Regions from separate parts of the Homo sapiens genome. Here all the other regions are linked to region 3. The links are chromatin contacts, found by Hi-C or POLR2A ChIA-PET in ENCODE. All regions are on one chromosome and are shown on one strand. The core of a region is the stretch at or near the end of the contact, and the rest is flanking DNA. Distances in the headings are between cores, read along the strand shown. Region 1 overlaps CFD (complement factor D). Region 2 holds the start of MKNK2 (MAPK interacting serine/threonine kinase 2). Region 3 holds the start of DAZAP1 (DAZ associated protein 1). Region 4 overlaps FSTL3 (follistatin like 3).

Region 1 (2,500 bases), core at 1-2,500, 540 kb after region 3:
ACGTCAGTGTGATTCCTAGGTGAGTGTTCCATAGCCCCAAAAACACCCAAGCACAGTGTTCATCAATCCATCCCCCCTTTTCCCAGCGGACCTGCCTCTCAGATCATCAGTCTTTTTTTTTTTTTTGAGATGGAATCTCGCTCTGTCACCCAGGCTGCAGTGTAGTGGTGTGATCTCCACTCACTGCAACCTCCACCTCCCGGGTTCACGCCATTCTGCCTCAGCGTCCCGAGCAGCTGGGACTACAGGTGCCTGCCACCACGCCCGGCTAATTTTTTGTATTTTTAGTAGAGACGGGGTTTCACCGTGTTAGCCAGGATGGTCTCGATCTCCTGACCTCATGATCTGCCCGCCTCAGCCTCCCAAAGTGCTGGGATGACAGGCGTGAGCCACCGGCACCCGGCCCATCAGTCACTTTTTCTTTTCTCTTTTTTTTTTTTTTCTTTCTTTTTGAGATGGAGTCTCCTTCTGTTGCCCAGGTTGAAATGCAGTGGTGCTATCTCGGCTCACTGCAAGCTTCACCTCCTGGATTCAAGCTATTCTCCTGCCTCAGCCTCCCAAGTAGCTGGGACTACAGGCATCCGCCACCACGCCCGGCTAATTTTTTTGTATTTTTAGTGGAGATGGGATTTCACCGTGTTGGCCAGGATGGTCTCAATCTCCTGACCTTGTGATCTGCCCGCCTCGGCCTCCCAAAGTGCTGGGATTACAGGCATGAGCCACCGCGCCTGGCCCATCAGTCTTTTTCTACGATAGCGCCTGGCTGCCCCTCCACCAGGTGGGAGAAAGGGCACAGGGCCTCAGGTGTCCTCCCTGGCCTTGCCAAGAAGGGTGACCTGAGGTCCAGGGCCTCCAGCAAGCAGGTGCCGCTGCTCGTCGTCCTGGTGTGGGTCTGGCCGCACCCAGGGTGGTTTGTGAAGGCAGGCTCCGTGGCTCTGGGCTCCAGTCCAGGCTGTGTCCTGGAGCTTCTGTGTAAGGTCAGGAGAGTCGCACAGTCCCTGTGAGCCTCAGTTTCCCCTTATGGGATATGGGTCATAGGAACACGGCCTCGAAGGGTTTCTGTGCACCTGAGTCTCAGCCCACAGCCTTGCACACAGAAGACGCTCACATTCCCCTTGGTAAGCAAAGGGAAACGGTATGAGCCAGACCAGGAGGGGACACCCATGCCTGGCGGGCCTTCGCGCGTGTGTGTGTGTGTGTGTGGCAAGGGCGCCGCCGTGTGGCCGCGTCAGCCCCACGGAAGCGCTGGACCCGGAACTTCGCTGTATTCTCCGTTCTTGCGCTTTTATCTGTAGCTTCCCGCGTTCCTCTTTTTTTAATGTTTCTGTTTTTGTTTTGAGACAGAGTCTCGCTCTGTCACCCAGGTCGGAGTACAGTGGTGCGATCTCAGCTCACTGCAACCTCCGCCTCCCGGGTTCAAGCTATCCTCCTGCCTCAGCCTCCTGAGTAGCTGGGGCTACAGGTGCCCACCACCACGCTCAGCTAATTTTTTTTTGTATTTTTAGTAGACACGGGGTTTCACCATGTTGGTCAGGCTGATCAGGAACTCCTGACCTCAAATGATCCGCCCGCCTCGGCCTCCCAAAGTGCTGGGATTACAGGCGTGAGCCACCACGCAGAATTTTTTTTTTTTTTTTGTAGAGAGAGACAAGGTTTCACTCTGTTGCCCAGGCTGGAGGGCAGTGGTGCAATCACAACTCACTGCAGCCTCAGCCTCCTGCGTTCAAGTCATCCTCCCACCTCAGCCTCCTGAGTAGCTGGAACTACAAGCACCCACCTCCATGCCCGCCAATTGCCCAGCTAATTTTTTATTTATTTGTAGAGATGGAGTCGCGCTACGTGGCCCATGCTGATCTCGAACTCCTGAGATCCAATGATCCTCCCACCTCGGCCTCCCCTTCTGCATATAGTAGGTGCTCAATAAAGACCAACCAGATGCAGGAGTGGATGACTTCATTGCTCGGGACTTTGTTGCTTGGGTGACCCTGACCTTCAGGCCCCGGCACCCTAGGCCAGGACGCTGTCGATCCAGGCCGCATAGCTCGCCACGCGGGTGTAGATCCCGGGCTTCTTGCGGTTGCCGCAAACGCGCGAGCCCGAGGTGACCACGCCCTCGAGCACGCCCCCGCACACCAGCGGGCCCCCGGAGTCACCCTGCCGGAACAGGACGGGGCCGTGAGGGGCGGCCCGCGCCCACCCCGGCCTCACGTGTTAGACCCCCTCACCTGGCTGCCGCTCCCGCCCCACAATGCTCGCTCATCCCTCCCGTGTTAATTTGGTCTTCACTAGTCAATAGCCCCGCGCCACGCCTATCGCCTAGGCCACAACCACAAGCCACGCCCCTCTAGGCCCGCCCCCAGCTCCTGGCCACACCCCCTCTGGCCTCAACCTCACCACGTGTTCCCCCGACCCCACCCCGCTCCAAGCCCTTTCCAGTATGGGGGTCCCACACCTCATTCCTGCTCTTCCAAGCTTTGACTTGCCGTGGATCCCACTTCTG
Region 2 (5,942 bases), core at 1-2,500, 640 kb before region 3:
TGTTTGTGCGTGTATGTGTTCACACGCACACACACGCACCCACATGCACAATAAGGGGGGCTGGGGGACCTGGTTTTCTGTCCCCCCATTGCCAAGAGTCAGGGCAATGCCAGGTGCTGGGCTGGGTTCTGGCTGGGAATTCCCCACAGGCTTCCCCCCAATGCCCCGGGGGTGGCTGAGGCCAGGCCTCCCAGCCCCTGTGGCCTGAGAGCTGTGGCCTTGCAGGCAGGGGCCCTCCAGCTTCAGGTCAGTGGGGCTCCAGCCCCTCTTGAGCTCAGGGCCTGGTTGGGGGATGGTGGGATGGGCTGTGCGAAGCTTCTGGAAACCCCTGCAGAAGAGGAGACCACAGTCCACCCAGCAGGGGAACCCCCACTCCTTGTGTGCCCCAGGCCCGGGGCCTGGGGAGCACTTTGAACCAGGATGCTGTGGGATGGGGGACTGGCAGCTCAGGACAGGCTGATTCTATCTAAGCCTGGTTTGGGGCCCCAGCCAAAATGGGACTGTGTTTTACTTCCTGTCCTGGCGACCATCCACCCCTTGGGCTCTTTCCCAGTGGGTCTCAGGTCCCAGTTCTCCCTGAAATGCTATTCGAGGACAGAGGAAGGGTCCTTCACAGACCTCGGTCCCCACCCTCTACTCTGGTTCCTGCCAACCACAAAGCAAACTCGGGGAGCTCAGTGCTCCCCAGGCAGGGTGGCCCAGGGGAAGAAGAAAGTAGGTGGCGGTGGCTGGTCCCCCAGCACTAGAAGGGAGTGGCTGGGACTCCAAGCGTGCTGGTGGTGCACGAGGGGGACTGCTGGAGCCAGCACTGGAGAACTGCAAGAGGGAGCCATGGCAGGTTCTAGAGCGAGGGCATGAACCAAGGGAGTCGGGGTATACTAGGCCTGGGTTGACAGGCCAAGGGAGTTGCCCTGTGTGGGGCCAGGCGGTAGGACACGGCCCAGGGCCTCGCAGGTCCCACGGGCCCCGCGAGCCTCAGGCGGCAAAAACAGGCCAGCTCCGGGCGCGCCGCAGGGTCGCTGCCTAGGTTCCGCACCGAGACCCCCGTGCGCCGCACTGCGCAGGCGTGCGCTAGCCGTTTCGGACACGCCCCACCGCCGGAGCGCGCAGCCGCACTGGGTTCCCGGAGAGCGCCCTCTTCTGGCTCCGCCCACGTCGTGCGCAGGGGGTGAGGCCGGGCGGAGCCTGCGTCGGGGGCGGGGCCAGAGCAGGTCCGGGCCTATAAAGGTGGCGGCGGCGGCGACGCGCCCGGCTCCTCTCAGCGGCGGTGGCCCAGGTAGAGGGGTCCGCGCTGGCGGCGGCGGCGGCGCTGTTCCCCGCGCGGTCCGCGGAGCGGGGTCCGGGCTGCGCGACGTGGGGCGGCGGCGGCACTGCGGCCCCGGCCCAAGCCCGACCCCGGTGAGTGCGAACCCCAGGGCGGCCCCGAGGACACCGACCCGGTAGCGGGAAACGGGCCCCGCGGAGCCCTCGCCGCCCCCGCCCGGTCCGCGCTCCTGGCAGGCCGGGCTCCGCTCACCGCCCTCCCTTTGTCTGCTCCCGCCCGCAGGGTCCCCTCCTCGGCCGCCCCCCGCCCGGCCGCCCGCCCTCGGGCCTCCCCCCGGGCCCTCGGTCCCCTCCCCCGCTGGCGGGGCCCGGACAGAAGATGGTGCAGAAGAAACCAGCCGAACTTCAGGGTTTCCACCGTTCGTTCAAGGTGAGGCCCGGGGTCGGTTTGGGGGCGCTCCGGGCTGGACCACCGGAATGGCCGGCGTGGGGGGCGCGGGGCCCGCCCCTAAGATCGGCTCCCGGGGCTCGTGCCTGGCCCCCGCCCTACACCCGGGGCTGCCCGGGCCGGCCGTGCGCTGAAGCGGGGTCGGTGTGCGAGGATGGGGGTTCAGCAGGCCACAGTCCTCTCTCCAGCCATGGCCGCCGGGTCCTTCCTCCAGGACCCCCAAGTGAGGCTGGGAGCAGGAGCCCCCTCCGGGTCAGGGCACCAGGCTGTGTGTCCCCTGCAAGCCCCCGCCGGGTATGTTCTGGGGGGTCAGCAGGCTGCAGTCCTGTCCCAGTCGCTGCATGTGGCTTATGGGGGGTGTCCCCTGCAAGCTCCAGCTGGTTGTGCCCTGGTGGGGACGGGTCAGCGGGCCACAGTCCCATTCCCACCTCCATGTGGCTTCTGGGGACTTTCTTTCAGAATCCCCAGGCCGGGCTGGTCAGGTGCACCCACCCCCAGGGGGCCTGTGCCGTGGGGGAGGGGATGGGATGTCCCCTCAGCCCTGCACTTCGCAGACACCCCAGGCCCAAGTGCTGTTTCCTGTCGGAGCGGGAAGTTTCTGCGCAGCCCGGGTGGTGACTGCTGTTGAGTGCTGGTTTCAGATGAGCAAATCTTGGGGGGGAAGGGGAGGGCAGGTGCTGGGCAGGGGCCCCGCAGGACCTGGCCCAGGGGACGCAGTGATGTCAGCCGGCCCGCCCCACCCCTCAGGCCGGGGTTATGTAATCGCTTCACTGGGCTTCCTTGGGCAGGGACCTGTTGCCCGGTAGGGAAGGCAGGACTGGAGAGAGGAAGAGAGAGTGTGAGTGTATGTGTGTGTGTTTGTGTGTGTGTGTGTCTCTGTCTTGTGTGTACACACAACGCGGTGCTCCAGGGTGGGAGGAGCAAAGAGAGACTGGGAAGAATTCCCAGGTCTGTCCAGCCAGTGCCCCAGGGCAGCACTCCACCCCTGCCACCCCTGCCCAGTTTTCCCCTAGGGCAGCAGGCCTGGCACCATCAGAGTGTCAGGGGCTGGGCGGGAAAGAGGAGGACCTGACAGTGGTCTTCTCCCTCCTAGGGCCAGGCATGAGCTGATACAGAGTCAGTGCATGGGGCCAGCCAGGCAGCTAAAGCACACTTGAACTTTCTAGATGGTTCCAGCCACCTCCTGCCAAGGCCTGCTGACTCGAGTCCCACAGCCAGACCTAGAACAGTGGGACCAGGACCGCCCACACTGCCCAGGATTGTGGGCCGGCCTCTGTGCATGGCCAGGGCAGCCTGGCTGGGAGCTGGGAAGGTGGGCGTCTTGGTGGAGGAGGGCCTGGCAGGCAGTCCTGGCTGTGAGGTGTTCCTCCAGGTGGCCGGGACCGGTTGCTCTAGGAATCTCCCCCCACAGCCCCCACCATGCACGGCTGCTCCCTGGATTGGGGCCACCTCTCCTGAAATACTCTCCTTGCCTCCAGCAGGCAGCAGCCCAGCAGGGAGGCACGTCTGTGGGTGCCTTGGGTTTCTTTCCGTTCGCAGATGGGAAAGTGAGGCTCTGAGACTGCAGGCGCGTGTGCCTGGGGCTCCCCTGTACACGGGCGAGGAGGCCGCGGAGTCTCGTGGTGCCTGGCCCCTCCGCTGTGGTGGCTGCGGCCGTCCATCTGTAGCTTTGCTGAGTTGGAGGCTGTGGCTGGCACAGGGGAACGGTGGCCAGACAGGGCCAGGAGCTCACGCTGGGCTCTGTGGCCCCTTAGGTCATTTCACTCTCGTGAGCTCCCACGAGTTGGGGGCAGCTGCCTCCCGTCTCACCGCTGACAGACCCCAGGGTGAGGTCACTAGGCCAAGGTCAGACAGCAGGTGAACTCCAGTCTGGCCTTAGACCCTGGTCACCTGCCTTGTGGTGGCTGCCCCAGGGCCACCAGGGGCCTCTGGACAGGAGCCTTATGGGAATGCTGACTCCCATGGGGGCTAGTTGGAGCCCCCCCCTTCCTTCCCTCCTCCCCCAGCAGCCTCCTGGTAGCTATCTGCCCGAGCCAGGGTGGGTGGGGAGGCAGGAGGGCAGCTTGGCTCACGGCCCCTCCCAGACTCTGCCCTCTGGCCTCCACCCATCTCCTGGCCTTGGGTCTCCCACGGGCTCCACTGGAGTCTCACTTCTGCTGAACGACCCTCTTGTTAGAGCCCCACTCAGGTTGTCTGGGGCCCAGAGAGGGGCAGTGACTTGGCCCAGAGCAGCCAGCATCCTCACTGGGACTGGGACCCCCGCCACCTCTGTGGGCCCCTCCCGCCTGGGTTCACCCAGACGGGTGAAGCTGAGTGAGAGCTCAGTGGTACAAGGAACCTGACCGGGCCTCGGTTCCCCAGCTTCAAAGGCCCGGCCCCTCGTAAAGGGCCGGCAGTCCCTGCGCTGGGCCATTTGCTCTGTGGAAACGTACATATGTATGCCACCATCTTCCACGGGGGCTGGGCAAAGCCTACTCTAATCTGCACTGTTCCTTGCACCCTGGTCAGGGTCTTGCTCCCATGGTCCTGGGGCTGGGTCAAGAAATGACCCAGCCCCAGCCTGCCCAGTGCAACAGGCCTGGATTTGAATCCTGGCCCCCAGGGCCCAAGGCGGCTTCCTTAGCCGGGTATCAGGGCCCACCAGGGGCTCCCTCCAGGGGTGTCTGGCACTGAAATGGGAGAGTGCAGGATGTGGTCTGGGCAGGGCCTGGCACACTCGCGCCTGTGGGTGCCTCTCCCGTGAGCCCCCAGGACCAGTACAGCACTGTGTATACTGACTCGGTAACTGGTAGCTGCGGGGTTGGGGGGCTGGAAGCAGATGAGCCTCTGGTGGGTGGCGGGGGCGTAGGTGCACAGAGCTGGCAGGGGAAAGGTGTGCCGGGCAGCTGCGGGACATGGGCGGAGGAATGCAGGTGTCTGGGCTTGGGTAGGGGCAGAAGGCAGGGGTGATGGAAGCAGAGCCCCCACCTTCAGCAGGCCCCAGAGCACCAGGCACTGAATTCTTACCCCGCCAGCCCCAGGCACTGAGCGAAAGGGAGGGGAGCAGCTTAGGGGAAGGAGAGGTGGTTGTGTGCCATCTTAGATGGGGGAAACTGAGGCCCAGGGAGGACTCAGCTGCCCTGAGATGGCCCAGGAGGCCGTGGGAAAGCAGGCACAGCCACCAGGCTGGCAGCCCGCCTAGTGACTCACCTCCTTCCCACTGCCCCGCTGCCTTTGATCCCCGCGACCCGCCCCAGAGGTCAGCCGTCCCCATTCTGTGGACAAGCAGACGGAGGTGCAAGACACGGCTTGGGCCCCACGGTGACTCAATCCTGGCATCAGAGGCAGGGTTCCCAAGAGCCAGCTGCTTGTGTCTGTCCCCTCCCCGCAATGCACCCCTTTCCCAGAGGCCCCCAGGGCTCTGCAGGTGGGAGGAGGTCTTCCCCACGGCCCTGTGGAGGTTGGGGCCCATCTTTCTCTGGGGTGGGGCTGTCCTGGGCACTGCAGGGTGCTGAGCAGCACCCCTGCCCCACCCCACTCCGTGCCAGGAGCTCCCCCAACCGGTCACAACCACAGATGTCCCCAGACATGGCCCAGTGTCTCCTGGGGGACAGAATCACCCCCTGGGTTGGCAAATTCCATGGACCCCCTAAGAGACTCTGCGTCCCCTGATCTTGCCTTGCTGAGGTGCTAGGAGGCCTCACGCCTTCCACATGTGGCCCACACCTGTGATCCCAGCACTTTGGGAGGCCAAGGCAGGAGGATCGCTTGAGGCCAGGGGTTTAAGACCAGCCTGGGCAACGTAGCAAGACTTTATCTCTACAAAACATAAATTTAAAAAAGAGAGAAATCCACACACACACTGAGTGTGGGGCAGCGAGGAGGTGAATCCCAGGAGCTTGGGGGTCCCCTGGTTTATGCTGTCTGCCCCTTCGGGAGTTGATCCTGGTGGGAGTTGATCCTGGTGTGTGAGCGGGGACGGAGTTGATTTTTCCGTAATGCTCAGCGCAGGGCTTGTCAGTGTGGACGCTGCGACACTGGGGCAGGATAGGTCTCCCTGCTGCGTGGGCAGGGATGGGGCCTGAGTGCCTCTCCTCTCCTCTCCCCTGCAGGGGCAGAACCCCTTCGAGCTGGCCTTCTCCCTAGACCAGCCCGACCACGGAGACTCTGACTTTGGCCTGCAGTGCTCAGCCCGCCCTGGTGAGGGGCCCGAGGGGGAGGAGGGCACAGGGCAGCTGCTGTCGCTGCCATG
Region 3 (6,666 bases), core at 337-2,836:
AAGTCAAAGTGCCTGGAGAGGACTCACAGCACGGGCTAGGCAGGGGCTAAGTGCTTTCATCCTGGTTCTCCAACGGAAGGTGCTCTTTTGTTTTGTCTGGGGAGGGGGAGAGCCCACAAAAGGCATTTCCCATCCACAAGTGTGACCTGTAGCTGGTGCGAGAGGCGCCTGCCAAGGCAACCCTCTAGCAGCAACCGCTCCCGCACTAGCCAAGCCCAGCGCTGAGAACACAGGGCGCTGCTCAAAGCTAAGGGCACCGAGAAATTTACACCAGACCACTAGGAAACCCAACCCAGACTGTTTTGCCGGAAGAATGCAACTCTAAAACGACGTCGCTGCGGCAGGAGCCGCTCCTACCAAAGAATGGCGCCGAGCCCTGGGGCACAGCGAAATGAGGTTTCCCGGCCCCGCGGGGTCCGGAGCAGGTCAGGCTCCTATAGGAGGGGACGCCTCGGCGCAGCAAAGATCCGCGGGCCCGTCGCCGCCTCGGAAGCGCTGACTCTCCCTTCCGCAGCTCAAGCCCACCCCCGGCGGGGAGGCGCCGAGGCAACGTAAACACAGCAGGCCCCGGCTGACCCGAGCCCCCTGGGCCCTGGGTTTGCGAACCCCTCCCGACCTTACCACTTTGGGGGGGTGGGATGGGAGCGGGGAGCCCGGAGCCCCGAGTGGGATAGGTTGGGCGGTGGCAGAACCGGAACCCTCGCCTCGGCTCGCCACGTGCGCCGCCCGCCAAGTTTGGGCGCGCGCTGGGGGCGCCCCGGACCACCCCCCACGCCACAGTTTGGGGTCCCCCTGGCCAGGAAGCCGGGAGGCGGCGGCGACGGCGCCCTGGACTCCCCGCAGACTCCCTCAGGTTCTCATTCGGGGTCCCCCAGGCCAGGAAGCCCTACAGGCGGCAACGGGGACGCTCCAGACCCCCCCAAGTTCCCGTTCGGGGCCGCCACAACCAGGAAGCGGCGGCGGGGGCCCCTGAACCCCTCTGGCTCCCATTCGGGGTCCCTCAGGACGCGCAGTCGGGAAGCGGCGGCACGGGCGCCCCAGGACACCCCCCCAGGTTGCCGTTCGGGGTTCCCCCGACCAGGAAGTCTGGAGGCGGCGGCGGGGCCCCCCGGACCCCTCAGGCTCTCCTTCAGGATCCCCCAGGACGGGAAGCCGGGAAGCGGCGGCGGGGGCGCCAGGACCCCCCCAGACCCCGGGCACCCGTCCAGGGCCCCCGGCGCGAAGCCGCGGCGAGTCCGGGTCCCGAGTCCGCCCCCGGCCGGCGTGACCTTGACGGGGCGGCCCCGGGGGGCGGCGTCTGAGGCCGGGCGGCGGGGAGCGGCGGGCCGGGCTCGGGGCGGAGACGCAGGCCCGCGCCGCTCGTCCTCACCCGATCTCGTCGGCGCCCGAGTTGTTCATGGCGGCGGCGGCGGCGACGCTCGGCGCTCCCGGGCCTCCTCGCTCGCTCCCGCCTCCGGAAGGTCACCCGCTCCGTCGCCCTCCCCACAGCCGCGGCCCGGATCTGCGCAACGGCGGCGGCGGCGGCGGCGGCGGCGGCGGCGGCGGCGGCGGCTGCCTCCTCCCCTCGGCGCCAACGGTCACCGCGCGTCCCCGCGCCGCCGCGCCGCCGCCCCTGCGCACGCCCGGGCGCGCTCCCGCACGGGGTCTCCGGGGGCGGGTCCAGGGGTACTCCGTCTGTGCGTGCGTCCCTGAGGCGGATTTCGCGCCGCCGCAGTCGGGGCCGTCGCGCGTTTTCCTTTCTCCTCGGAGGCTCCTGGCGTTGCCGCGGGGCACGCTGGGAAATGGAGTCCCTGCGCTGGCCCCGCCCCTGCAAGGGGAGGATGCGCGCGGGCCGAGCCACGTGCGTGCGTGCGCGCGCGTGCGGGCTTGCGTGCGCGTGCGCGCTTGCGAGACCGGCGCTCCGGGCTAGGCACTGTGGGCGCAGGCGCGGCTGCCGCTTCCTCTTTAACTCTTCACTCGGAAGCGGTGGAGCCGCGTGGGGCGCTGCGGGGAGTGGGAGTGTACCCGCCCGCACCCCAGGCGGGCGGACGGAGCGGGAACGGCACGTGAGCGTCCCGCGCGAGGCTCCTTCCCCTGTCCGCATTTCACAGAAGAGGATCCCGAGGGTCCGAGAGGCTGAGTCACTTGGCCAAGGTCACCCAGTTCGGGGCTGAACTGGAATCAAATCAAAACAATTAACTAAATTCAATGACTATGAAAAGATATTATTGACCCCCCCCCCAAGTGCTATTACTATTAATAGCCAAATACTGTTTTAGTTGCATCTGTTAATTGCATACATCAGTGGTTCTTCTTCTGGGTGACTTTGCCCCCTAGGGGATAACTTGGCAATGTCTGAAAACACGGTTTTGGTTGTCACAACTTGAGTGCGGGGTGCTGCTGGCATCGAGTGGGTCCAGACCAGACATGCCGCTCAGCACCCTGCAGTGCACACGACGACCCCCCAAAAAGAATGATACCCGTCCTCCAATGTCAGCAGAAGGAGGTGGAAAAACCGGTCTAGGCTGACGGTAGTAAACAGGTGACCCGCAGGGTTTTGTAAAACCGGGTACGTGCTGCCTACTGCTTTTCTCCTTAATCTCACAGCACATTGACAGCCTGATCGTTTGGTTTATTCATCATCACAGAATTAAATAAATACAAGGAACAAGGCCGGGTGAGGTGGCGCACGCCTATAATCCCAACACTTTGGGAGGCCGAGGATCAATTTAGGTCAGGAGATCGAGACCAGCCTAGCCAACATATATAGTGAAACCCCGTCTCTACTAAAAATACAAAAGAAAATTAGCCGGGCGTGGTGGTGGGCGCCTGTAATCCCAGCTACTCGGGAAGCTAAGGCCGGAGAAATGCTTGAAGGCAGGAAGTAGAGGTTGCAGTGAGCCGAGATCGCGCCACTGCACACCAACCTGGGCAACAGAGCAAGACTCCCTCTTAGAAAAAAAAGGGCCGAGCATGGTGGCTCACTCCTGGAATCCCAGCAGTTTGGGAGGCCAAGGTGGGCGGATCACGAGGTCAGGAGATCGAGACCATCCTGGCTAACATGGTGAAACCCCGTCTCTACTAAAAGTACAAAAAATTAGCTCGGCATGGTGGCAGGCGCCTGTAGTCCCAGCTACTCAGGAGGCTGAGGCAGTAGAATTGCTTGAACCCAGGAGGCAGAGCTTGCAGTGAGCCGAGATCGTGCCACTACACTCCAGCCTGGGCGACACGGCAAGACTCTGTCTCAAAAAAAAAAAATACAAGGAACAAGATCACAGACAAATAGTACAAAACACTTTTTTTTCTTTTATTTTGAGACAGGCTCTCACTCTGTTGCCCAAGCTGGAGTGCAATGATGCAGTCATAGCTCACTGCAGCCTTGAACTCCTGGACTCCAGCTATCCTCCCTCCTCAGCCTCCCAAGTAGCTGGGACTAAAACCCCATTTAAAATAAAACTGGCCGGATGCAGTGGCTCATGCCTGTAATCCCAGCACCTTGGAAGGCTGAGATGAGAGGATCGCTTGAGCCCAGGAGTTCAAGACCAGCCTGGCCAACATGACAAAACCCCATCTCTACAAAAAATAATAATAATAATAATAATACAAAAATCAGCCAGGTTTGGTGGCACGCACCTGCAGTCCTAGCTACTTGGAGGCTGAGGCAGGAGGATGGCTGGAGCTCAGGAGTTGGAGGTTTCAGTGAGCCGACATCGCACTACTGCACTCCAGCCTGGGCCACGGAGCCAAACCCTGCCAAAAAAAAAAAAAAAATCTGGGCTCAGTGGCTCACACATGTGATCCCAGCAATTTGGGAGGCCGAGGTGGGCGGGTCACCTGAGGTCAGGAGTTCGAGACCAGCCTGGCCAACATGGCAAGACCCTGTTTCTATCAAAAACAAAACAAAACAAGACTGGAACATTTGAAATAACCACACATCCATCTATTGGTGACTGGATAAATGAACAATGAAGCAGTGGGTGGATGAAATGCACAGAATGTGGCCCAAAGAAGGAAGTCGGGCACAAGCTGATTACAAATAATATATTTTTTAAAATACAGGCCAGGCACGGTGGCTCACGCCTGTAATCCCAGCACTTTGGGAGGCCGAGGTGGGCGGGTCACCTGAGGTCAGGAGTTCGAGACCAGCCTGGCCAACATGGCGAGACCCTGTCTGTACTAAAAATACAAAAATTAGGCAGGCGTGGTGGCGGGTGCCTGTAATCCCAGCTACTCAGGGGGCTGAGGCAGGAGAGTCGCTTGAACCCGGGAGGCAGAGGTTGTAGCGAGCCGAGATCACACCATTGCACTCCAGCCTGGGCGACAGTGCAAGACTCCATCTCAAAAAAAAAAAAAAAAGCCAGGTGTGGTGGCGGATGCCTGTAATCCCAGCTACTCAGGAGGCTGGGGCAGGAGAATCGCTTGATCATGAGAGGTGCAGGTTGCAGTGAGCCGAGATCGCGCCACTGCACTCCAGCCTGGGCTACAGTGCGAGACCCCACCTCAAAAAAAAGAAAAGAAAAGAAAAAGAAAAAAAAGGAAGGAAGAAAGAACTAGAAGAGGCTACTTCTCCGCTTCTCCCTCTTCCCCATTCATTTCCTTCCTTCCACTCCAGGGCAAAGGCAGCGAGAAAAAGGCTGTGCAGATACTGATCTGAATTTACTCCCAGTGTGACTATAAACAGATCCAACACACGGTATGTAGTTTTGGTCCCCTTTTTTTCTTGTGGTAAAATATATGTGACATAAAATTTTCCATTTTAATTATTTTTGTTTTTATTTTATTTATTTATTTTGAGATGGAGTTTCTCTCTTGTTGCCCAGGCTGGAGTGCAATGGCTCGATCTCGGCTCACCACAACCTCCGCCTCCCAGGTTCAAGTAATTCTGCCTCAGCCTCCCGAATAGCCGGGACTACAGGCACGCACCACCACGCCCGGCTAATTTTGTATTTTTAGTAGAGACGGGGTTTCTCCATGTTGAGGCTGGTCTCGAACTCCTGACCTCAGGTGATCTGCCCGCCTTGGCCTCCCAAAGTGCTGGGATGACAGGCGTGAGCCGCCACGCCCGGCCCCATTTTAATTATTTGTAGGTGCACAGCTCATTGGCATTAAGCGCATTCCCATTGTTGTGCAACCATCACCGCCGTCCTCTCCAGAACCTTCTCATCTTCCCAAACTGAAACTCTGCCCCGTGAAATACTCACTCCCTGTCCCCTCCCCAGCCCCTGGCACCCCCCCCCCCCGCCATCCTACGTTCTGTCTCTGTGGATCGGAGGACTCCAGGGACCTCCTAGGAGTGGACTCACATAGGATTTGTCCTGTTGCGACTGGCTTATTTCACTGAGAGTGATGTTCTCTGCAACCTCCGCCTCCCGGGTTCAAGCGATTCTCCTGCCTCAGCCTCCTGAGTAGCTGGGATTACAGGCACCCACCACCACGCCCAGCTATTTTTGTATTTTTGTAGACATGGGGTTTCACCGTGTTGCCAGGCTGGTCTCAGGGGATCCGCCCACCTCAGCCTCCCAAAGTGCTGGGATTACACGCGTGAGCCACCGCGCCCGGCCCTGGCTAATTTTTAAAACTTTTTTTTTTTTGTAGAGACAAGGTCTCTGTGTGTGGTCTAAGCTGGTCTTAACTCTTGCACTGAAGCAATCCTTCTACCTCGGCATCCCAAAGTGGTGGGATCACAGGCCTGAGCCCCTGCACCTCCCCCAGGCACTGGGATCACAGGTGGGAGCTGCTGCACCCAGCCTATCAAGCATGTTCTGTGTGCCAGGATCACTGACAGCCCTGTGAGAGGGACGCTAGGACCATGAAGAAATACCTTCCGTTAGTGAACTACCAAAGAGAGAGAAAACAGCTTCTGGCCGGGTGGGTGCGGTGGCTCACACCTTGCAATCCCAGCACTTTAGGAGGCCGAGGCGGGTGAATCACGAGGTCAGGAGATCAAGACCATCCTGGCTAACATGGTGAAACCCCGTTTCTACTAAAAATACAAAAAAAAAAAAAAAAAAAAAAAATTAGCCGGGCTTGGTGGCGGGCGCCTGTCATCACAGCTACCCAGGAGGCTGAGGTAGGAGAATCGCTTGAACCCGGGAGGCAGAGGTTGCACTGAGCCAAAATCATGCCACTGCACTCCAACCTGAGCAACAGAGTGAGACTCTGTCTCAGAAAAACAAAAACAAACAAAACAGCTTCTGACCAGGACATGCCTGTCCTGGGGCAGAATGGGGGTGTCTCCTAGAGGACACGTGGGCTCAGCTTGAGACAGAACGAGAAAGCGGCCTGACCAGGAGAGAGGCTGTCTGGGCAAGGGGAAGAGCGTGTGCCAAGGCCCGGGGCTAAGGAGCTGTGCAAGAGGTGGCAGGGGCATGTGGAGGCGTTGAGCAGGCAGTGATGGGGCAGGCAGCTACCCAGACAAGGTGGCGCAGGGAAGGCCGCGCGCGGGAGCTGTTTCCGAGGCTGCCTGCGTTCACACCGTGGCCCTGCTGCAACCTGTGAACCTCAACCTCTCTGGGCCTCAGTTTCCCTCGTGTTAAATGGGCATAATAACTGCATCTGTTAACCCGTGCAGAACGCACGGCAGGCAGGCAGGCAGGCAGGCAGGCAGTGCTCAGGGCTCATGACTGTGGCCCCACGTTCAGAGGGGGAAGGAAACCGGCTATCAGAGCCAGGACGCCACCGCAGCGG
Region 4 (6,370 bases), core at 593-3,092, 730 kb after region 3:
GGCCCGTGGTCCCCGCCAGAGCTCCCCCAGAGTGGACTTGGCTCCGCCGGACACAGTGCCCTGCTCTGAGCTGCCGCTGGCTGCTCCACGTCTGAGACCACGCGACGTTGCCTCATGAACTGACGTGGACAGCAGCAGGGGAGACGCTGGGTGGTTCTGTGGCCAAGCACAGCCCGTGTCAGGAGCACAGGCCGTGCCCTTTCCCAGGGGGCACACTGGGCATTTCTCAATGGCCTTCACAGGACGCAAAGGGGCACACAGAGGCAGTGGGGAAGCTGGAGTTCTTGGGCTGGCAGGGAATGGTGGCAGCCTTCTTGGCCTTCATGAAGGGCCTGGCTTGCTGGGCTAAGGTCACAGTGTTCTGAGGTCCCCACACGCACTCAGACTAGACCCTCCGTACACACCCAGGCTAGACCCTCCATACTCACCCAGGCTAGACCCTCCATACACACCCAGGCTAGACCCTCCATACTCACCCAGGCTAGACCCTCCATACACACCCAGGCTAGACCCTCCATACTCACCCAGGCTAGACCCTCCATACTCACCCAGGCTAGATCCTCCATACACACCCAGGCTAGACCCTCCGTACTCACCCAGGCTAGACCCTCCGTACTCACCCAGGCTAGACCCTCCGTACTCACCCAGGCTAGACCCTCCGTACACACCCAGGCTAGACCCTCCGTACACACCCAGACTAGAGGCTTGGGGCTGAGAAAAGCAGTCATGCCTCTTCAGGAATTACCAGCAGAGAATGCCCAGCCCTCTTGATAGTAGCAATAATTAATAGGTTTATCCCCAAAGGAGCGGAAGTGTGGAATCCTCCCCGGCAATAGGTCTTAGGGTAGGGGCTGGGGCATCCTAGAGAAGGGCCCTAAATCAGGCGCTCAGTGTCCGGAACGCAGGTCTATCCCACCCACCAGCCGGCCCCCAGGCCTCCCTTCCTCAGTCCTTCCAGGATATCGTCAGGGAGGTTCTGGGATCCCCAAGTGGTCCGAATCCGGGCTCTAAGGAGTGTCCGTGGCATATAAATTAGACTCTGCTGTGGCAATAAATAACAGGGGATGATGGGGGGCCTCGGGCACCAGGCCCAGGCCTGTCCTGCAGGCTCACACGAAGTTCTCTTCCTCTTCTGCAGACTCACCACCTGGCGGCTCCTCAGGGGTGCCTGCAAGGGTCGATAAGAGCATTGAGGGCGCAGGGCAGGGGGTTCTCCGGCCCCCAGGACAGGCCTGTGCCCCCGCCCTGCGTCTGCACCTGCGCAGCTGCCCGCGTGGCGCACGCCGATGGAGCGGCCCAGGAAGCAGGTGGCCTGGCGCATGTGGCACGAGGAGATGTAGGTGACGTTGTTGTTGCCGCAAAGCTCCTGGCCGGGGCTGGAGGGCACAGGGCAGGGCGCCGCTCGACACACCACGCAGTGGGCGCTGCCCGTCTGGTCCACGACGCACGACTGTGGCCGCGGGCACACCACGTGCTCACAGGACTCTGCAGGCCGGGTGCCAGGGGAAGTTCAGGGGACATCTCGCTGAGAACCCCGCAGGGCTCTTGGCCCCAAGACCCACCCTTAACCCCCAAGATGCGAAAACCCTCTGGTAGGAGACACAAGCACCCCCCCGCCCCCCGTGAGCCCCCCTCTCCATTCCACCCCTCAGGCTCCACCCACAAGCCCTGCCCTTCCCATTGTACCCAGGAGCCACACCTCTTTCGTGAGCTCCTGCCCCTTATGCTACCCAAAGCCCCGCCCCTCCGCGACTGCGGGGCCGCCCACCCAAACTCCACCCACAAATCCCCGCCCATCTCCACCCAGGAACCACGCCCCAGCCAAGAGCCCCGCCCCTTACATGACCCAGTCTCACCCCCCTGGTTCCATCATGCCCCTCTGGTTACACCCACAAGCCCCTCTCTGAGTCACGCTCCCGCTCTGACCATGCCACATACCTCTTGCCCAGTGTGAGCCCCCAGAGGCCCACTATTTTCCAAATCCCAACCCTACAAAAGACCCTACCCCGTGATACTCCCTCGGAAGTATAAAGACGCCCTTACTCAGGCCCCACCGCCACCCATGTGACCTGTCCTGGGCTGGAGGCCCCGCCCCTACGCACTGCGGCAGCGGCCCCGCCCCTCCAGCAGGCCCCGCCCCTCCAGCAGGCCCCGCCCCCGCAGGCCTGGCCCTCACGCATTGCGGTAGCAGCCCCGATACGTCACGCTCAGGTCCGGGTGGTCCCGCCCCAGGCCCCGCCCCCGCCTACTGCGGCAGCAGCCTCGATACATGACGCGCAGGTCCGGTAGGTCCCGCCCCGCCCCTCCACAGACCACGCCCCCACGTACTGCGGCAGCGGCCCCGGTACATGACGCTCAGGTCCGGGTGGCCGCGGCAGCGCGCGGCGCGCAGCTCGCACTCGTCGCGGTAGGTGGCGCCGTCTGAGCCGCAGACCTGCAGCCGCGCCGGGAGCCCCGAGCAGTCGGGCGCGCACTCGCAGCGCGGGCGGCCCCCCAGCATGCGGCACGCCTTGCCCGGGCCGCACTCCACGCCGTCGCACGAATCTGCGGACAGAGGACACGCGCGTGGGGCCGGGCGCGGGAGGGTCCCGGGCGTGGGGCCGCGCGAAGGCCTCGGGGCCCCTCCCTGCGCCCCTTCTGCAGGGCGGAGGCGGGGGCGCCGTCCCAGGTCAGGGTCAGTCGGAGTCGGGGCCCTCGGGTTCCCAGGGGCAGGGCTCAGGGTCCGGGCGCGGGACCGGTGGGGCCGAGGTCCGCGCTGCGCCTGCGCTGGGGGGCGGGGGCTGGGCTCGGTGCGCGCGGGCCGGGGCGGGGGGGGGTCTCTGCCCGGAATCGGGGTCCAGCGGAGCTACGCAGCCCCGGGCCGCTCCTCCTTGCAGCTGGCTGACGTCTGCTCCCGATGCACGCGCTCTTCTGGGAAGGCCGGAGGGGCCCCAGCTGCGTCAGCCTGGGGTGTTCCGCCCTTGCCAGGCGCGAGTCTGGGGCTGCCAGGACCTTCCCCCAGGAGGCGTCGGGGAGGGCGGGGCGCTGGACGGCCCTCCTGGCCTGGGGAGCGATTCCAGGGGAGGGGGCCCCCCACAGCCCTAGGCCTCTGAACCAGGAGCTGCCCCGCAGCCCCGCTGCTCAGACAGGGATATTGAGGTCCTGCTAGGGAAGCTCTCTCTGGGGTCCCCGCCCCCGCTTTCAATGTGAATGCTCATCGCCTCCTAGGCTTATCGCATCTTCCCAAGTCATCATTTTACAGATGGGGAAACTGAGGCCGGGTCGCAGCTATGAGTGCAGGGGCCCAAGCACCTCAGTTTGAAAGCTGCAGCCAGGACCCAGATGACCAACCCCCTTTCTGTTATCTGGGGGTCTGGTAGGGCCTCTGAACACAGCTGTTGAGTTTATGTGCCAGCCTCAGTTTCTCTGTGTGTAAAGTGGGGCTGACGAGGGAGCCCCACTTCCAAGGCAGTGCGGCACTCCTTAGGGGATGGCCAGCGCCCGCCACGCAGCCCTTGCAGGGCATGTGGGCCGCACCTGGGCGGCCCCGGCACAGCGGCTCACAGGCACATCTGGAAATGCTCGGCCAGGGTGGCTTTTATGCGAGCGAGAACGGAAGGGGGCCTGAGTTCCGTCCCCAGGGCCAGATGAGGTTGGGGGTGGGGGGTCCTGGGCCGTCTCATGCCCAGGCCAGGCACTTTTTGAAGACTGTCCTTCTCCCAGAAGCCAGAGGGGGGTCTGGAGGGAGCAGGGGTATGTGGCAGTGAGTTCAGGACCACCCAGCCAGGCTGATCTGGGATTAATCACATCTCAGAGGCCAGCAGAGTTCCTCAGCCTGGCCTTCGGGTCTGCAGCCCTCAGCTTCAGCCTCCCCTTGGCTCCTCTGCCTGACCCCACCCACCAGGACCTAACCTCAAGCCATGTTCTCTCCTGATCCACTCTCCCATACCGGCCCCATCTGGCAAACTCCTAGACATCCCCCAACACCCCAGCTCTAATGCCCACCTCCTTCAAGATGTGCCCCAACAGGCCAGGCATGGTGGCTCACGCCTGTAATCCCAGCACTTTGGGAGGCCAAGGCTGGCAGATCACTTGAGGTCAGGAGTTTGAGACCAGCCTGGCCAATGTGGTGAAACCCTGTCTCTACCAAAAACATAAAAATTAGCCAGGTGTGGTGGCGCGCGCCTGCAGTCCCAGCCCCTGGGGAGGCCGAGGAAAGAGAATCACCTGAACCTCGGAGGCCGAAGTTGCAGTGAGCCAAAATCGCACCACTGCACTCCAGCCTGGGTGACAGAGCGAGGCTCCATCTCAGGAAAAAAAAAAAAAAAAAAAAAAAAAACCATCATCCTCCAGTGCGGAGAATCTTATTCATTCGTTCTGTGCCACTCGCCAACCAAGAGCCCCTAGTCTGATGTGGGAGGCATCCTCTCAAAACAGGGTCCCGAGGCAAATGCTTGTTAAACATGCAGCTGTAACCCCACCGCAGACCCTGGAGTCTGCAGTGAAGGTCCCTGGTGTGGACATTTGGGGTCACAGGCCAGAATGGCAAACCCACCTTCCCAGGAGCTAGGTGCAAGCCAGACATTTATCGACCAGGTGGGAAGAGCCACCCAGGCAGAGAGCTCAGCCCCAGCAAAGGCTGGAGCCACGTGGTCTCTTCCTGAGTCCTGAGCTGCAAGAGGCTGGAGCCTGGGAACCGGGAAGTCCCCCCAGTCCCTCTCTGAGGCTGGGATCCCCCTGCAGCCTCCTACATACCCCTGTGACGGGCTCAGTCCCTGGACGTTCGGCCCTCGACCACCATGACTGTTTGTGGCTGGTCCTGAGCTGAGACGTCTGCCCTGCTTCTGGCCTGAGGTCTCACCTTTGCAGGGAAGGCAGTGGACAAGGCCCAAGAAGCCGAGGAGGTTGATCTTGTTCCCCGGGTGGGTGAGGTTGGACCAGGCGGTGTCAATGTTGCCGGAGGCACAGCACTCGGCCCGGGTGACATCAGTCTGGAGCACCAGGCTGCAGGTGGCCTCCTGGCCCTGCTGGAGCCAGCAAACACCACCTGCGGGCCGGGGAACGGGGTGCTCTCCTGGGCCACTCCTGACACCCAGCTTCTGGCCCGCCCACAGATGCATGCAGGTGGTGCTGAGTAGTTACGCACGGAATGATCTACCCCCACCCAGGAAGAAGGGGCAGAAAACCACATGGGTGTCCCCACCCTGGCTCCAGAACCCTGGAAATGTCTCCTCCCCTCTGAGCTCCACGTGCCCCCCCCCACAGCCTCACCACCAACCCCCACCCACCCCAGGAGGTCCCTTCCCGTACCCTCCAAGCCCCCAGGCCAGGGGCTGGCACCCTGCCCAACCCCTCAAACACCACCAAACACCAGGCACTGGGCATGTCAGGGTCAGCAGGCCCTGGAGCCGCTTCTCCCGCCTCTGCCCTCTGTCTAGACAGCACCCGAGGGCGAGGGCACGCGGAGCCCCGCGCCTGGCAGCCCCCCCACCGCCTGGCCCGCCTCTTACTCACTCCAACTTGGGAACATTCCCCTTGCATGAGCTCACTGTCTCCCCAGGGACGTGGCCTTCGGGGAGGGGGCTCTGCTCTCCCTTTGGCGCAGGGCTGGGGTGGGGTGGGGCTGCAGGGATGGGGGGTGGGGAGCCAGAGAGCCCCCCATTTCTTCCCCCGTCCCTGGGGGCAGGAACGGCCACAGCCCCCATCCCAGAGCGCTTGCTGGTTCACAGACACTGCCAGGGACCAGCTTGTGGAACGCAGCACCTTGGCACCCATCATAGGAGGGGAAACTGAGGCCAGGAGTGGGGCCGTCTCCTGCCTGGCACCTCCCGGCAAGTCCCAGGTGTGAGACTCCATGCCCCGTCTACCCAGGACCCGGGAAAGCTCTCAGCCCCAGCTGGAGGGCCTGGCTCCCGACACCCAGCACTACCTCTCGGCACCAGGACCGACCCGGACGGTCGCGGCTAGAACCCTGGCTTTGCCTGCTACAGGCTGTGTGACCCTGAGCCTCAGTTTCCCCATCTGGAAGACGGAGATGAAGAGAGCTCCGGCACTATCGGGATGGCACAGGTTCAGGGAGGGGAGAGGTAGACACTAAGCGCTCAATAAATGTCAGCGGTCATTGTGATTAGAAACCTCTGCTCTGCTGACCTCTTGGTGACCCTCCTTCAGACCTTCCCGGCTCCAGCTTGCGCCGGACACCGCCCTCGCCCCCGCCGCCGCCGCCGCGCCCCCCGACGTCCCCCCGGCCGCATTCCGCGCAGCCCCACGTGGGTGGCCCGCCCCGCCCGCCCCTCTGGCCGCCCCACTCACCGGGCGCGGGGTTCCCCGAGCCCATGGAGCTCACGAAGCCCACGGCCCAAGCCAGGGCCCCCCAGGGCAGAGGCCAGAG

The links. Hi-C counts contacts between places; a loop is a spot of excess contacts on that map. ChIA-PET counts read pairs that join two places held with the same protein, here RNA polymerase II (POLR2A). Pooled maps may share reads with other maps.
Region 1: a pooled map shows a loop between it and region 3 (7-fold over the local background). The contact joins the enhancer-like site here to the promoter of DAZAP1 in region 3. A Hi-C loop is called at or near these places in 4 of 50 pooled maps. POLR2A ChIA-PET finds 5 or more read pairs at or near these places in 3 of 52 experiments (HEK293, WTC11 and activated CD8-positive, alpha-beta memory T cell).
Region 2: a pooled map shows a loop between it and region 3 (6-fold over the local background). The contact joins the promoter of MKNK2 here to the promoter of DAZAP1 in region 3. A Hi-C loop is called at or near these places in 1 of 168 maps with a recorded cell type or tissue (gastrocnemius medialis), 1 of 37 single-sample maps with no recorded cell type and 5 of 50 pooled maps.
Region 4: a loop to region 3 is called in a map of naive thymus-derived CD4-positive, alpha-beta T cell, with 27 times the contacts of the local background. The contact joins the enhancer-like site here to the promoter of DAZAP1 in region 3. A Hi-C loop is called at or near these places in 1 of 168 maps with a recorded cell type or tissue (naive thymus-derived CD4-positive, alpha-beta T cell) and 9 of 50 pooled maps. POLR2A ChIA-PET finds 5 or more read pairs at or near these places in 1 of 52 experiments (RWPE1).

What each region holds. Positions count from the first base shown.
Region 1 is chr19:862,746-865,245 of GRCh38, reverse strand. It overlaps CFD (complement factor D), which reads right to left. Exons shown (of 5, transcript NM_001928.4): 5 at 1,605-2,154. The coding sequence ends at 2,008. Among named protein-coding and RNA genes, the nearest start is that of CFD, 4.3 kb to the right of the region's middle. Within about 2 kb of position 1,250, at least 8 of the 41 ENCODE cell types and tissues checked have a DNase peak (open chromatin) inside an H3K27ac peak, as active enhancers do.
Region 2 is chr19:2,046,552-2,052,493 of GRCh38, reverse strand. It overlaps MKNK2 (MAPK interacting serine/threonine kinase 2), which reads left to right and starts at 1,250. Exons shown (of 14, transcript NM_199054.3): 1 at 1,250-1,398; 2 at 1,547-1,693; 3 at 5,803-5,890. The coding sequence starts at 1,643. RefSeq lists silencers at 1,076-1,615, 2,346-2,535 and enhancers at 2,106-2,165, 2,342-2,998, 3,656-4,312, 4,313-4,970, 5,474-5,942.
Region 3 is chr19:1,402,506-1,409,171 of GRCh38, reverse strand. It overlaps DAZAP1 (DAZ associated protein 1), which reads right to left and starts at 1,586. Exons shown (of 12, transcript NM_018959.4): 1 at 1,370-1,586. The coding sequence starts at 1,398. RefSeq lists silencers at 683-782, 1,163-1,372, 1,513-1,742.
Region 4 is chr19:676,448-682,817 of GRCh38, reverse strand. It overlaps FSTL3 (follistatin like 3), which reads right to left. Exons shown (of 5, transcript NM_005860.3): 1 at 6,292-6,370; 2 at 4,841-5,026; 3 at 2,329-2,544; 4 at 1,258-1,485; 5 at 1-1,168. The coding sequence ends at 1,110. Among named protein-coding and RNA genes, the nearest start is that of FSTL3, 3.2 kb to the right of the region's middle. RefSeq lists enhancers at 787-1,335, 1,336-1,885, 3,570-4,072 and silencers at 1,706-1,805, 1,996-2,775, 2,806-3,115. Within about 2 kb of position 1,842, at least 41 of the 41 ENCODE cell types and tissues checked have a DNase peak (open chromatin) inside an H3K27ac peak, as active enhancers do.